Regions from separate parts of the Homo sapiens genome. Here all the other regions are linked to region 1. Evidence: chromatin loops called from intact Hi-C (ENCODE). Cell type or tissue: sigmoid colon. All regions are shown on one strand.

Region 1 (5,000 bases):
CAAGAGCAGACGAGGCCACTGAGGGCAGGCAAGGGCCCCAGGCGCAAGCAGCCTGCGCCTCCACAAGGAAAAGCTGCCACCCGATTCATTCCAGTCTCTTGACACCAGTCAAGGCTGGCAGTATGTGGCAGCTTCTAGGAATAAATCAGAGATGAATAAATCTGGAGGAAGCCCCTCTTTACTTTAAGTGAGGCCCATTCATTCCTGTTGCGTTTCCCATATGTGCTGAAGATAGCACCGCAGCTGGTCCCGCGTGGCACCCCTGCTGCTGCCCGTTCCCTTGCTGCGGCACAGGTGCGCTGACGCCCTCCCTCGCCCCCAGGCCTTGTCTGTCGGCATCTTCCCCTACGTGCTGAAGCTGCTCCAGAGCTCGGCCCGAGAGCTGCGGCCACTTCTCGTTTTCATCTGGGCCAAGATCCTCGCAGTGGACAGCGTGAGTATCCCCGCCCTCCTCCCCAGAGTGATGTGAACCTGCCGGCCCTTCTGGGGATGCCGAGCCCTGCGTTTCCAGCCTGCCCTTTCTCCAGCCTCGCTCCCTCTCCAGGCACCGCCGTTCCCTTCCTCTCTTCTGGGGTAAAGTGGGACGCGCCCGCCTCGGCAGCCACCTCTGGGTCGTGGGGGCTGTCACCTACCTGTCCTGTCCCTGGCCTTCCCCTGGTACCCTGCGCTCAGTCCCCCCACACCGTCCTGTCCCTGGCCTTCCCCTGGTGCCCTGCACTCAGTCCCCCTGCCTGTGTCTGACCCCCGTAAGGCTGTCCCCGTGCTCCTGACCCTGACTGGAAGCAACCCCGCCATGGCATAAACTTGGCCTCTGCCTCGCCCAGACCCCGCATTGGCTCTCCTGTGCCCACCATTGCATTTCTCCCCCTCCTCAACCCTGCACAGGTGGTCTGGGCCAGGCCCCGAGGTGTTAGGGGCCACCCCCTTACACGGGGCTGTCCAGCTCTGTCCTCTCTGACGGGCATCAGCCCTGGCCCTGCAGCCATGTGTTCGCCCCTCAATCATCTAGGCCAGGGACCCATATTTAGCTATGTTAAGAGAGACACAAGGTCAGCTGTCCCTGTCCCCAGCGGCTTATGCTTGGGTGCTGGCAGGGGTTGCAGGTGACACCAGCCCTGTTGTGAGGCAGGGTCACCTCCTGCAGGAGCTACCAGCGAGATGGGTCAGAGGAGTGGGGCTGAGAAGTCGTGTGGGCGAGACCCGGCCTATGCTGAACTGGAAACGCCAGGAAGGGCCTTGAGGGGGTGGATGTCGGGCGGGGGTCCAAACATGGAGGTGGCAGGGAGGGCTGGGAAGACATTTAGAGGAGGGCAGGCCACTCCCTGTGGCTGTGTGCGGGGACACGCAGGGAGGCCCCATCCACGCAGACGGTGCACGGTTCCCGGTAGACACAGTTGAACTTCATTTAGCAGGCATGGGGATTATTACAGATTTTGGAACAAAGACATCAAAGAATGAAGCTGTGGTTTATAAACATTGCCTGGCCTCGGTGTCAAGTGGATTGTAGGGAAACACGGGGTGGAGAGCATTTTCCTCCAGGAGGGTGGGCAGAGGAGGTCGGGCTGCAGGGCTGGGAGGGCGGCACCAAGCCTGGGTTGGGAGAGGCGACTCGGGCTGAAGCCTGTGTGGCCGGCTGGGGCTCGGGGAGCCTTCCAGAGACAACTGGTCAGGAGCCCTGTGCGGCCTAGGAGCAGGGCTGGCCCGATGCCAAGACTGGGGACCTCGTCTACCCAGTGGTGATGGCAGGCGAGACCCTCGAAGGAAAATGTGGAAGGCTCAGCTGCGGGAGAACTCTCGAAAGCTCCTCGTGTGACACAGTGGAGAGGAGAGCTGTACAGAGTGGTGCAAAGGGTCTGGGAAGGGCTCATTTATAGAACGTGAAGATTCTAGAACAAAGGGTGTGTGCTGAGAATGGAGTTGGGGGATATGTTGCCCTCTGCAGGGTTGTTGGGGACAAAGATTTCCCAGAGATGCCTTTGCCTTTAGCTGTCCGTGTGCGGAGGGGCACACGTGTGTGATACAGAGCTGGGCTCGGAGCCAGGTTGGCAGGGAGCCCCGGGAAGAAGCCAAGTCAGTCTTGCTCTGGGGGTGCCGCCACGGGTGAGGAGAGCGGGACGGAGGAGCCGGCATCAGGGCAAGGCTGGCTTTGCTCCCTGCTTGGTTTTGAAGCAAACCAGCCCCAGCAACTCATTAGAAGGCCTGTAGGAGCAGGTCCACGTTCCCCCCGGACTTCGGCCAGCTGCTGTGTGCACGTGTGTGCGGGGGTGGTCATGTATGTGGGCGCTTGTGCGTGCATGTGTGTGTGGCGCCCTGTCAGGCGGCTTTCATATGCAAAGTCTCTTAATTCCTAAGTCCCCTGTGAAGTTAGCTTGAATTTGCAGCCTATTTACTGGTGAGGCGCCGCCCACAGGAGGGAGCAGGGGCCACATAGCTGCCATGCGAGGGGCCGGCACCCCACTGGGCCCCTGCGCCGGGTCTGGAGCTCCTTGCCCACACAGGGAAATGGAAGGTCTAGCAAAGTCACAGAGCAAGTACAGGAGAGTGCCAAGAACACCTTGGAGAGGCCATGGCTTGGAGCCGGGGAAGACCACCCTTTCCTTTTCTGTGTGGCAGGTGAGGGGAGAGTGGACGGAGCTTAAGCCCCCGGGGCTCCTGCCTGCTGCCCGGCGCTCCCCAGGCCACATTCTGTCAGCTCCTCCGTCCAGTCACTGGCACTGAGACCCAGCCTCATCCTTAGCCCTGTCAGCCATGTCGCACTGGCCACCAGGACCTGCTGTGCTCGCTGAAGCTGCCCTGTTGGGCTTTGTTCAGCCAAATTCACTGACCCTGTTGTCCAGGCACTGGCAGGCACCCCGAGCCACAGGCTCGTACCCCGCACTGTGCGCTCTCACCCGTCAGCCCTGCACACCCCACACAAAGCCACTGCTGTGTCTCCCACCCACAGCCGCTGCTGATTCAAGTCCAGCCCAGGCCATCAGGTCCCCAACTGTGCTGCCCACGGACCCCTGGGCCCCTGCTCAGCCCTTCTGCTCCCTGCACCCAGCCCTGACCATAGCCTCCCCACACCCCAAGTCCTCACGTACTACTTTGGTGTCACAGCTGAAGTCAGGGGGCAGTGGGGAGGCTGCTGCCGAAGCGGACGGTGAGGGCTTCCACCTTGGAGGCAGGCGTCAGTCGTACCCAGCACCAGTTGACCTCTCGCTGGTTCCGCTGATTCTTGTAGATTCCCTGGGATTTTCTGCTAGTTCACTGGTTCTTGTAGATTCCCTAGGATTTTATGTATATGCTCTCTCCAAGCAGAAGCAGCTTCCAGCCCCTCTTCCGGTTCTGGGATCTCTCACTCTTTTTCTGGGCCTGGGGCACTGACCATGGCTCTGCTGGCACGGGTCGGCTACCGTGCTTGCCATCTCTCCCAGCTGCTCCTGATTTCCTGAGCTGGATGCGGGGAGCTGCTGCTCTTCCTCTCAGCACAGCTGAGGTTGACCTTGACCTCAGTTCAACCTTGAACCCTCCTGGGCCCAGTGCTCTGCACCTGGCTGTGACCAGAGAACGCTCCATAATGGTGACCTGAATACCATATATTTCAGCAAAATATTTTCCCTGCTACCCATTAAACTACAGATAAAGAATGACTGCTTTGAAAGATTGGCTAAAGCACTGGATTTAAGGTTAAAACCCTGAGTTTGATCCCATCACCGCATTTGCTCTTACAAGTCATTTTCACTTCCCTTGGCCATGATTTGCCTCTGTAAAATCATGAGCCTTCGGCCGTCTGCCTTCAGCCACAGTTCCAGAGCTCAGAACCAGGACGTGGAAAACTGCTGTGTAAATTATAGAGGAACAGGAACAGGACCAGGAAGGGGCACCACGTAAATCTCACATCTCTCCTGCCTGTCCCTGTTACACTAAAACCTTTTCTTGCTAAACAGAAAGCTTGGCTTTGTGGATCAGGACGCGAGAGGTGTGGGTCATTTCTATTTTACTCTTCTTCAAATTCACTGAAGAGCCACATTATGTAAACAAAGGGTGTTTGGCAGGAAGTCATTTTGAAACGTGGTTTCTGTCCTACACCCATATCTTCGTCATCTACATGGACACACTTAGAAATATCTTGGCACCTGGCCACGGATGAAGGACCATGTGTAGGGGCTCTGGGATGCACAAAACGGTGACCCTCACATGACACAAAGCCCAGGGTGAAGGGAGGAAGAGATGCCATCTGCATGCAGAGGTCTGGGATTACGGCCGCCTGAGCCTGCTCCCCAGCACCGCCAGTGCTGCAGGAACGTGTCTAAGCCAACTTTGATTCTCAGACTTCGTGTTTTTAGTACCTTTTAGGACCTGGAAATTGATGATGTCTTTATTTTTAGTCTCAGGGGTGGCTCTTGGTGAAAGGGGACAGCCTTCCTCGTACCTTCCTCGTGACATTCTCACTGCATCCACAGCCCATCATGGTATTGCAGTGCAGGGCGTCTTGTTTAAAACTGGCTCTTGGTCCCGTGGATCTCCCAGGGCCTGTTGCTCTCGAGTGCCCCAAATGGCAGAACGTGGCCATGAGCACGGAGGCTGCAGCGTGCCTTCGTTTTACACCCTGCTCCAGGCAGATACCAGGGCCTCGGGTTTATTATTCATGCTGCTGAAGGGGTCATCTGCTCAGTACTGCTTGGGGAGCTGTTCCCACAGCCAGCTGGGCATGCCCTTGCCTGCAGTGTTCTTGTAACTGCCTGCAGGCATCACAGGCCTTCCTGTGAATTAATTTCTTAACCAGCTTGTTGCACCTGCATGTTTAAAAGCAATCATTCCACTGAGGGGCATTTTGAAGTGTTTCCGGTAGAAACTGAGCCTCGTCTACCTCACCTGCCTCGCCCTTCCTTCCATCGTTACCCTGGCGATAACTTCCCAGAGATGAAAGTTCCCTGTGTTTTTGAGGGGTCATTCCTCTACTCCCTTCCCCTCCCCACGTCTGGCCATGGATGTTGCTGGCGGTCCTCCGGATCTCC
Region 2 (5,000 bases), 86 kb before region 1:
GCCCCCTCTCCTTCCCAGCCCCAGGTGTTTACCCTGGTTGTTTGTGTTTCTTGTTTTTCTGTGTAATGGAAGGAAGGTATCACCTGAGAGGCCTTAGGAATGACACAGGAAACCCTGCTGCCTCCATTCAGACTTGGGTGGGGTGGGGGTGGGTGGAGGCCAGCTGGCATCTCCCAGGATTTCTGAACCCTCGTGTCCCTCAGCCAGCCACCGCCATGCCCAGCTCCAGGCCTCGCCCCCGATATGGGGGAAGCTGTTGCTGCTGGATCTGACGTGCCCGTCTTCTCGCTCGGGCACCCCAGCTGGTGCGTAGCGAGGCAGTCACAGCTCACTGCAGCCTCGACCTCCTAGGCTCAAGTGATCCTCCCACCTCAGCCTCCCTGGTAACTGGGTCTATAGGTGCACACCACCATGCCTGGCTAATTTTTCACATTTTTTGTAGAAATGGGGTCTTGTTATATTGGCCAGGCTGGTCTTTAACTTCTGGCCTCAAGCAGTCCTCCAACTGCAGCCTCCCAAAGTGCTGGGATTACAGGCCTGACACTAATTTCTGCACATAGAGGTGAGGAGGCACCTCGGGTATCAGGGTAGTGAATGAGTGCCTGGACCACACAGGCCAGAGTCGAAATCTGTTCACCTGCCTTAATCTGCCACTGTTTGGCTGCTTTTAAAAAATAAATGTACATCTTTGTCTTGGATTGTCTTCCTTAATATCACATCCAAAAACTCAATACTAGCAATTTTTCAGAAGACCTCGATGTTTTGGGCAGCCCTTAGACCTCCCTGTCACTTGACCCAAATGGTGCTGGGTTGACCCCAGTCCAGCAGGGACCACCAGTGCTGTCCCCAACATGACTGGTTCCCCCTGTCTCTCCCCCCACATGCCTGGACCCCCTTCCTCTCCCTCCACATGCCTGGACCCCCTTCCTCTCCCTCCACATGCCCTGTTCCCCTTCCCCTCCCCCCCACATGCCTGGTCCCCCACCCCTACCCTCCCCGCCCTTGTCTGGTCTTCAGTGCCTCCCTGATGAGGGGCAGCTGCCCCCATTCTCCTGCGGCAGCTTCACCAGCCACACGGCTCATCCAATGGCTTGGACCTTGTTTCATTCACTAAAGCACCAGCTCTAGCACTGTGAGGTCATTATTGAGTTTGTAAGCAAAAATCTTCTTAAGGAACAGACTAATGTGTATTTAATTTTCATTATGTACCAGGTACATATTAAGACTTTTTGTTTCTTTTAATCTCAGTAATTCCTGTTTTATAGTTCCATTATCCTCATCGTGTAAGTGAAAGGTAAGTGGTGGCAGCCGGACATCAAGGTGTGAACTCGCCTGGGGCTGTACAGGGGCAGAGCCAGGGCTACGATTTGAACCGGGGTTTTCTGACCTGAGCGCTCTTCTCTTCATTACCTTCTGCCTCCTCCTTCTCACCACTTAAGTGGCTTCATGCATGCAGGGCTTTTAAAATGAGATTTTCTCAAAGAGCCGTGTGTCTGCAGGTGGCATGCGCTGGCACTGGGCTATTGGGAGGCACAGAGTTGTTCCTGGGTCTCTCCCACTGGAGAAAGCAGTGTGTTTGGCTGAGCCAGTGACACAGGGCTGCCCGGGAGCGGCACCACCACTCTTGGGACAGGTGGGCAGGCGCTGTTGATGTCCCTGGATGTTGTCCCTTCACCTGCAGTTTGTCACCAAAGCCCCGAGGGACTGTGGTAGAGACACAGCTAGTGGGGACTTCTCTGTTCGCACAGAGACTCTGCAGTTGCAGCTACATCACACTCTGGTAAATAGCGCCTCTGGCAGTGGGTTTTAATATCCACGTTGGTTGTTGAAGCAGTATATTCTAGGGGTGCCTGGGAAGACAGTCGTTTAAAATGTCTCTGCTTTTTATAGGTCAGTTTTTCTTCTTCTTTCTCACTCCCTTGCCAATTGTTGGACTTAAAGTTTGTTGGAAAGGCCCTTCCTTTATTTTGATTTGTGCCTGTGCTTTGCTCCAAGGCAGGCCACTGGGGGCATTTTTTACACCGAGGACTTGGTTGGAACCGTTAACCAGTGGCTGGCTGGTCTGTTTGTTTACAAGGCAGCCCCGCAGCCTTGTTCTGAGCTGGCTGGCTCCTAGATGTTATTTGGATTTGCTTCCTCTGGCACCAGGCCCTCCTCCAGGCAGGCGCTTGGGCAGGCTGGTGGGACTGATGGGTAGCCTTGCTGGGGACGTGTAGTCACTGTGGCGCTGCCAGCAAACTGTTCTTTCTGGAAGAGGAACGCTTGGTGCCTGGGTGTGTTCAGTGTGTTCTGTTGTGCATCAGAGCTCCCTCAGACGTCGACCGCTTCTGATTCCCTCCAGACAGCTCCCGGTGGACACGCAGGGCTATGCGGCCTGCCCTGGGGGCTATGGTGCTGAATCCTGACAAAGGCCCTCTTCTCGGGCTGTCAGAAAGGACGAGGCTGAGTCAGGCTTTAATGTAAACCATCACTCCCTGTTTTTCTATTTCTTCGTTGAAAGAAGCACTGATCATTGTGTTCACTAGAAACACCTCAAGTTTTTAAAAGGCTCCTCTCCTGTTGGTGTGACTCGAGGGCGCTGTGACATCCTGAGAAAGCGGGGACTCTGGGAGTCTGGATGTCAAGCTGGTCCCGTCTCCACCCGCCTTGAGTTCTCGGTTCTCGACAGCGCCCGTGTGATGATGATGCTCACGCTCCGGTGTGACACAGACGGCGCGGGAGCTGCACGGGAGAGTGCTTTGGAAGTGGAAGCCGCAATGTCATGTAAGCTGTTGAGTATGAATTGTATCATATTTCACAATCCACAGAGTATTCTCCCTTATGGTGTCACATTTGCTCTTACTAATAACCCAGGACTTGTCAAAGCAGACGTAGTGCATAAAACATCACTGTGTTACTGATGAGGTACCAGATGCTCCGCGTGCGGCCGTCTGGGGTGGACAGCTTCATTTATGGCAGAGCCAAACAGGAGCCCGGATCTTCTGATCCCAAATCCCGTATTATTTTCACTATTCCATGCTGCCTGCCTTCACCAACGTGAGCTGAAGTTATTACATGTTATCACTTTACTTGATGCCGTGCCGTACTTTACACGAGAACCAGCTTCCCGTTGGGGACTTTACAGAGCTTTCGGCAGGGACAGTAATGGGGGCGGCCCCTGGGAAGCTGTGCAAAGTAGCATTTGCGGCGCCACATCCCGCAGTGTTTCCTGAGGACTCGCTGTGTGCAGGGGACCGTAAGATGCCACAGAGAAATCAAGGAGGCTGCGGACACAGTGTCTGTCCTCAAGTCATTCATCATTCCCTTTCTCTGCCCCTCTGCCGTGGAAGGTTTTCAAGTAATTAAGCTGCTTGCTTATATGCAGCTTTCCTCCACGGGCCCCGCCTGTGCGTAGTCGTGCTCTGGCAGAGTCTCTGCACCTTCCTCCCTCGGGCTCCTGGGCCTGTGTCTGTCCGTCCTCCACTGTCTTGCTGTCTGCATCTTCATGGTGTAAGTCTGGCCCCTCAGCCGCCCCACAAGCCTGGCCCGGGGCCAGGCTTCCAGCCGCTGCTTCAACCCAAAGGTGGAACACCTGTTTCCTGCAGTGGAGAAGATGGGAAAGCCTTTTCTGCAGGGCTTTTACTCCCACTTCCTTCTTGTTTTCAGCCATTTTCTCTGTGCTGTTTTTCTCCTTTCTTCCTGAGACTTTCCCCTTTGACTTGTTCTTAGTCTTCTTTCTTTCTCTTTTGAACAGGTAGCGGTCTTGTTATGTTGCCCAGGATAGTCTCAAACTCCTGGCCTCAAGCGATCCTCTCGCCTCAGCTTTCCAAAGTACTGAGACTGCAGGTGTCAGCCCCATACCCAGCCAGTCTTCTCTTTTCTTTACTTTGAGTTTAGGCTTCTTGAGTTGTTTTCTTCTTCTCAGATGCTTCAGGGGGTAGCTGAGAATGTTGAAAATACTAAAGTGCAGCAGAAGCAAGGAGGCAGAGCCAGCCCTGGTTTCCCACTGATGATCAAATTTCTTTTTAGCTCAGAAATACTGGCTTATGCCTAACCCATCAAAGGTGCAGCATTGTTGGGCACAGGATGAAAAACAGACAGCCCCCACGTTTGGCTGTCAAACCACATGACCCAGAAATAGCCATCATTGTAAGAACCCCAGAGGGAGCCTTTGCTATCTTTTAATTTATTGCACAAATAATATTATAACAGTAAACAATGAAAAGGAAGAAATGAAAGAAAAATTACCCAGAATCCACTGTTTTTGCTATTCCATATTCTTCATACATTTGTCCATATATGCACATAATTTTACTTACTTGGAATTAAATATATTTTGTATTGTTTTTAATTTGAAGATCACTGATTTTATATTGCTATTGATATTTTCAAATTTAGTATTCCATCACATTTATAGACAGTATTACTTAATCATTTCCCTCTCATAAAATTATAGTGCTTGCAAGGAGTTTTTTCCTGTTCATCTTTGCGGTACATAGAACCTTCCTTAGCTGTCCATGGTAGCATGCAGCTGTAGTCTCAGCTACGTGGAAAGCTGAGATGGGAGGGTCACTTGAGCCCAACAGTTTAAAGTTATGATGAGCTATGATTGTGCCACTGTACTCTAGCCTGGGCAACATAGCATAGAGTAAGATCCTGTCTCTTAAAAGAAAAAAATAATAATATTTTCTTATTTTGGACTATTTCTTAGAATATGTTTCTGGGAATAAGATCAGTAGGTCAAAGTATATAGCTCTTGATATCTTTTGCCAAACTTCCTTTTTTTTTTTTTTTTTTTGAGATGGAGTCTCACTCTGTCTTCCCAGGCTGGAGTGCAGTGGCGTGATCTCGGCTCACTGCAAGTTCTGCCTCCTGGATTCAAGCGATTCTCCTGCCTCAGACTCCCAAGTAGCTGGGACTATAGGTGTGCACCACAATGCCCAATACTAATTTTTGTATTTTTAGTAGAGATGGGGTTTCACCATGCTGGCCGGGCTGGTCTTGAACTCCTGACCTTGTGA
Region 3 (5,000 bases), 71 kb before region 1:
TTTATAGCATAATGGGTTTCCTCAAACCACCACCCAACCAAAACCCAGCCCTTGATGATGACCTGCGCCCACCACGCAGGGCGCCCTTGATGCACACGCACCTGCCGCCCCCGCCCTGTGACCACCGCCCTGAGTGCCGGGCTCATCATCCCTTCCATGCCCTTTCTACATTGCTACTATGCATCTGTGTGTATTCATTAAGACCATTACTTTTCTTTCAGATTTTAAATTTATTAAAGGCTTTAGTGCTGAATGTGATTTTGAGGACTCTTTTAAAAAAATACTTTTGGTTGGAATGTGGACATTTCCCACTTAGCATTGTGTTGCTCATGTTCCTCCATATTGATGTGTGTTTAGCTAGAGTACCCCCGTCTAACTCTGCGAATATGCCACACTGTGTGCACCTGCTACTCCTTAATGGACACTTGAGCTTTTTCAGCTTCTTCCTTTATTTGTTTGTTTTGCTTTGCTTTGGTGTATTGTATTTTATTTTTGCTATTACCAACAGAGATACTTTGAACATTCTTTTCTGTGTGTTCTTTTGAACACATGCAAGAATTTCTTATATATTGAAAAGCAGAGTTGCCGGATCATAGTGTATAGGAACATTCAGTTTTAAGGGATCATGGTAAGGTGCTTTCCCAGTGGTTGTGCCATTTTACACTCCTACAGTGGTGATGGAGACAGCCTATGATCCACATCCTTTCTAGTTCTTGGCATTGCCATTCTTGTACATTTTTGCTGAGTAGGTTTAGAATGATATCTCGTGTAGCCTGGATTTGCGTTTCTCTCATATCGCATGATGTTGAACATTTCCTCACGTTCAGTGGCCATAGTTATGTCCTCATCTTTGAGATGTCTGTTCATCCATTTTTCTATTGGATTTTTAATGCTCTTGTGGATTTATATCTAGGTTTTCAATCCTGGTTATGATGGATATTGCCCCCACCTTTTTGCTTTTCATTTTAGGACGACTACAAATGTTAACAAGTTTGTGTGTCATCATTACTTCATAGATCCCCTTCAGCGTCTCTTGGAGTTTTCTCCCCTCTAACTTTAGCTTGTCATCTGAAAGTGTCTTCCTCATGAGTCTTTTTGTGACAAGTCTTCTGAGGCCATATGTGCCTCTGAGAGTATTTTTGTCATGCTCACACATTTGAATGACAGTTTGGCTGGATACAAAATTCTAGGTTTTAGCTTCCTTTTCTTCAGTAAATTAAAAACACCAGCTGGGGGTGGTGGCTTACACCTGTAATCCCAGCACTTTGGGAGGCTGAGGTGGGTGGATCACCTGAGTTCAGGAGTTCGAGACCAGCCTGACCAACATGGCAAAACCCCACATTTACTAAAAATATAAAATTAGCCGGGCATGGTGGCGGGAGGCTGAGGCAGGAGAATCACTTGAACCCAGGAGGCAGAGGTTGCCGTGAGCCAAAATCACACCACTGCACTCCAGCCTGGGTGACAGAGTGAGACTCTGTCTCAAAAATAAATAAAATAAATAAATAAAAATAAAAACACCACTTCATTGTCTTCCTGCATCCTGTGTTAATCTGATAAAAATAAAAACACCGCTCCACTGTCTTCCTGCATCCTGTGTTAATCTGGTTCTTGTTTCTTTGAATGTGATCTACTCTTTGTTTCTGGAAGCTTTGTATGTATTTTCATTGTCTTTTTAATATTCTTGATCTTCACTATGATGTACCTAATTTATGATGTTCTTCCTCTGTATATCATAAGACCTCACAGAATGTGACGATTAAAAAAATCAGTATAAAAGACAGAACAATGGTCGCCAAATAATAAGCACTAAATAAGCAACAGCTGTGTTATATTATCATTATATTCAGCTTTGTGGGTTTTTTGAGCCATTTTTATTACCTCTGCCTTTGCCCACTCTTTGACCTTTCATTGCTCAGCAACACTCTGATGTAGGTGAATGAAAGAAATCGTATAAAATGTGAAACCAGTTGTTAGCAATTCTGGTATAAAGAGAATTTACATTTTTGGCTAAAATGAAGTTTGCATACTATCAGTGACTGATATATCCATGCTACGCTTATTCATATAGCCATGCTATAATAAAGTTGCATGATATTCCCATTTTAATTTTTTATTTAAGGGAACATTATATTTTCACTGAATTTATAATATGCTTATCTCCCAGCCAATAATTATTTTTATAATGTGTAAGTCTCTGTGTACTAATTCCAATATCTGGCCAACTATGAATCTGTTTTTATTGACTTTTTTCTCTTGATTTTAGATAGTATACTATCTGTTGTGGATGAGGCATTGTAGACATTCTAGATTCTGTTATTTTCTTTTGGGCAATTACACTGATCTTGTAGAGGCTTCGTTATAGGACTAGGCTCTTTTGGCTTTGATCTTAGTTCTAAGGTGTGGTTCATAATCCCTCTGGGGTGTCCATGTCCTCAGATGTGATCAAGCCCTGTAGTTTGGCAGGACCTGATCTTCTCTGTCTTCACAGTGGCAAGCAGATGTCAAAATCTCTACTCTGCGTTTTCAACCTTCCTGCTGTCCTCCACGGGGATCCTGGGAATATTATCCTGTGTGCGTGCCCTTCAGGAGCCAGCCTCCGACTCGGGGAAGGTTTACATGAGGGTTTTGGCTCCCTTCTTCCTAGGGCTTTTGCCTGCAATATCCAGGCAGCCTTGAGCATGGTCTCAACCCAGTAAGGCTGCTGCCTTTCAGTCGCATGCTAACCCCCACATGACTTGTGAGTGAGGAGCACCCTTGGGAAAAGCCAGATGAAAGTGATTCATGCAGAGTTACTCTCATTTTCTAAGGGTCACGGCCCTTCCATTTCCTGCCTTCCTGCCTGCATTTGTTTGTTGTTCAGAATTTTCAAATGGCTTTTTAATATTTTGTCCAGAGCTTATCATTATTGGCAAAAGGATGAGTCTGATATAAGTGATTCTGTCATTACTGGACTCTAGAAATCCCAATCAGTAAGTACATTATGGATAAAAAGACAAAGTAGCATGGTTCGCATAGGACTCAGATTTGAAAATGCATTTCCTGTAGATCATTTTTATCCACAGAGAAATTCTGGTTTGCCTGGGACCACCGTAGGAGCTGCATGTGTCTGTGCTGGTGCAGAGGTGTCTGGGCATGGCTGAGGAGAGCATCTGCAAGTGAAGCCAGCAGAGGAGACCACTCAGAGTGGCACTGACTGGCTCGGGGAAGCACTGGGGCCACACGGGGCACTTGATGCCGTGGGAAAGGGCTGCTCTGTAGCTTCAGGCAAACGTGGGCCTCACTTTTATTTTCTCAGCTCTTTGAACGATAAAACACTGACTACTGCAGCCACAACCAAGAATATAACTTCCTCTCTGCTGGCTGAGCCAGGTATCACTTCTTGAGAGAGTGAGTGTGGCTGGCAGCCATGCATGGGGTCCAGGATGACCAGCTCAGCCTCCCCTCGCCCTGCAGGGCTGCAAAAGTGAGACTGTCTTCACACCTCTGGCTCGTTGTCTTCCTGGTTCTGGATCTCTCAGTTCCTCTGTGTCTTTTTCTCCCATTTCCTATCCCACTGCTATGGGTACCCTCCTGGGTCCACCATCCCCCATAGAGGAGTCACTGCCACGTCTCCCCCGAACGTGCCTGACCCTTGCACTGCACCCTCCCCTGGGCCACTGTCCTTCTCCATCACTCACTTCCAGCCAACACTTCTGCCATCACTCACTTCCAGCCAACAGTCCGCGAGTGTGTTTTGGAGATGTGCATACTTGCTCTGCACCTGCCATTATGTTTTTAAGGGGTGTTATTTGTTCTTAATTTTAAAAGTAGGTGAATTAAACATTTTGCATTTCTCCTACTAAAAATACTGCATTGCCTTTTTACTCTGCTGCCTCGATTCTGCCCACTGTATGCCAGTAGCCCGGATGGGAGGAGAGATGCTTTCCTACCTCCTGTTGGCGCCACGTTAGAGAAAGCCTGTCCGGCTCCACACGCGCTCCTAAGGATGGACCTGCGTCAGACATGAACCCAGCTCTGACCTGTAGGATTTTATGATTATGAACATGATATAATTGAATTTGCATTTCTTTTGTGTGTCTTGAGGCTACTCATTTATTCTACTCCAGCAGTCTCCCCAGCTCACTTCCTTAAGAAGGAAAGAAGTGGCAGGTCCAGTCCACTCCAGCATCTCGTTTGGAGACTGAGCTTTATTAAGCATCTCGGCGCTCCTCTCCAGGGACCGGGCTTCATGTGGCTGCAAACGGCTTCTCTCCTTTCTCCTGACAACTCACTGTGGCAGCTCTGTAGTCTCACGCCTTGACAGAATGGCAATGAGATTTTCTTTACAAATCTAAAAGCTGCCGAATTAAGGAAATCTGAGTGTACTTGTTCACCGTGGTAGTCCCTGTCCCCACCTTTAACTCTTCCCTTTTTCTGCAGGCCTGTTGAATTTCCTGGGTGACTGTTCCATTCATGCCGTTCACATTCTTTTCTTTCTCTGCAGGTTTTGCATGCAGAAATGTGTCAGTCTGGTGCCTGGCGTCACACTGGATTTGATAGAAAAGTAAGTAGGATTTTTAAGCTCTTGTGGCTCTCTGGATCTGATGAGTTTCTTTTCCTTTTTGAAGGCTCTTGCTTCTCAGAAGTACTTTCTATCAACATGGCATGTTCCCTTTCATGTGGCTGTGTTCTTTTGTTCTCTGATTAAGGCTGTGTTTGTGATTGTCACACTGGGGCTTAGTGCAGGAGATAACCAAACATGGGCCATATGAAAAGAAAAATAATAAAAAGCTGAATTCCTTTGAACATTTAAAAAGTCTCCAGACTTTAAGCCAAAGCAAGAACATACCACTTCGCATACAAATCATTTCTGCTGCCACTGAAATGATAGCTAGATCATAGCTAGCTCTTACCTTATTTTCTGAAACTGTCCCTTTAATATTCTGTAACTTTCCATCCCCTCCCCCCCTGTCGCCATCCAGTTTCCATTTTACTATCTCAGGGCAAACTGATTTCAG

Evidence for each region. A loop is a pair of places that touch in the nucleus more often than their neighbours do. Peaks named below come from ENCODE experiments on the same cell type or tissue, not always from the same donor. Only the 100,000 strongest peaks of a DNase experiment are listed, where the experiment ranks them.
Region 2: a loop joins it to region 1, with 2.6 times the contacts of the local background. A loop is called at or near these places in 8 of 110 quality-filtered maps.
Region 3: it touches region 1 in a loop (2.0-fold over the local background); 11 of 110 quality-filtered maps call a loop at or near these places.

What each region holds. Positions count from the first base shown.
Region 1 is chr17:80,857,468-80,862,467 of GRCh38, forward strand. RPTOR (regulatory associated protein of MTOR complex 1) reads left to right here. Exons shown (of 34, transcript NM_020761.3): 13 at 323-433. Among named protein-coding and RNA genes, the nearest start is that of CHMP6, 130 kb to the right of the region's middle. RefSeq lists enhancers at 1-69, 70-999. In sigmoid colon, a CTCF peak has its summit at 4,536; DNase peaks (open chromatin) are centred at 1,704, 2,064 and 4,524; H3K27ac peaks cover 524 bases.
Region 2 is chr17:80,771,564-80,776,563 of GRCh38, forward strand. The region is part of intron 6 of RPTOR (regulatory associated protein of MTOR complex 1); the gene reads left to right. Among named protein-coding and RNA genes, the nearest start is that of CHMP6, 220 kb to the right of the region's middle. RefSeq lists an enhancer at 3,585-3,654. In sigmoid colon, no CTCF peak of the experiment used is centred here; DNase peaks (open chromatin) are centred at 1,768, 2,178, 2,668 and 3,238; H3K27ac peaks cover 434 bases.
Region 3 is chr17:80,786,964-80,791,963 of GRCh38, forward strand. It overlaps RPTOR (regulatory associated protein of MTOR complex 1), which reads left to right. Exons shown (of 34, transcript NM_020761.3): 7 at 4,487-4,546. Among named protein-coding and RNA genes, the nearest start is that of CHMP6, 200 kb to the right of the region's middle. RefSeq lists a silencer at 3,293-3,372. In sigmoid colon, no CTCF peak of the experiment used is centred here; a DNase peak (open chromatin) is centred at 2,718; H3K27ac peaks cover 2,477 bases.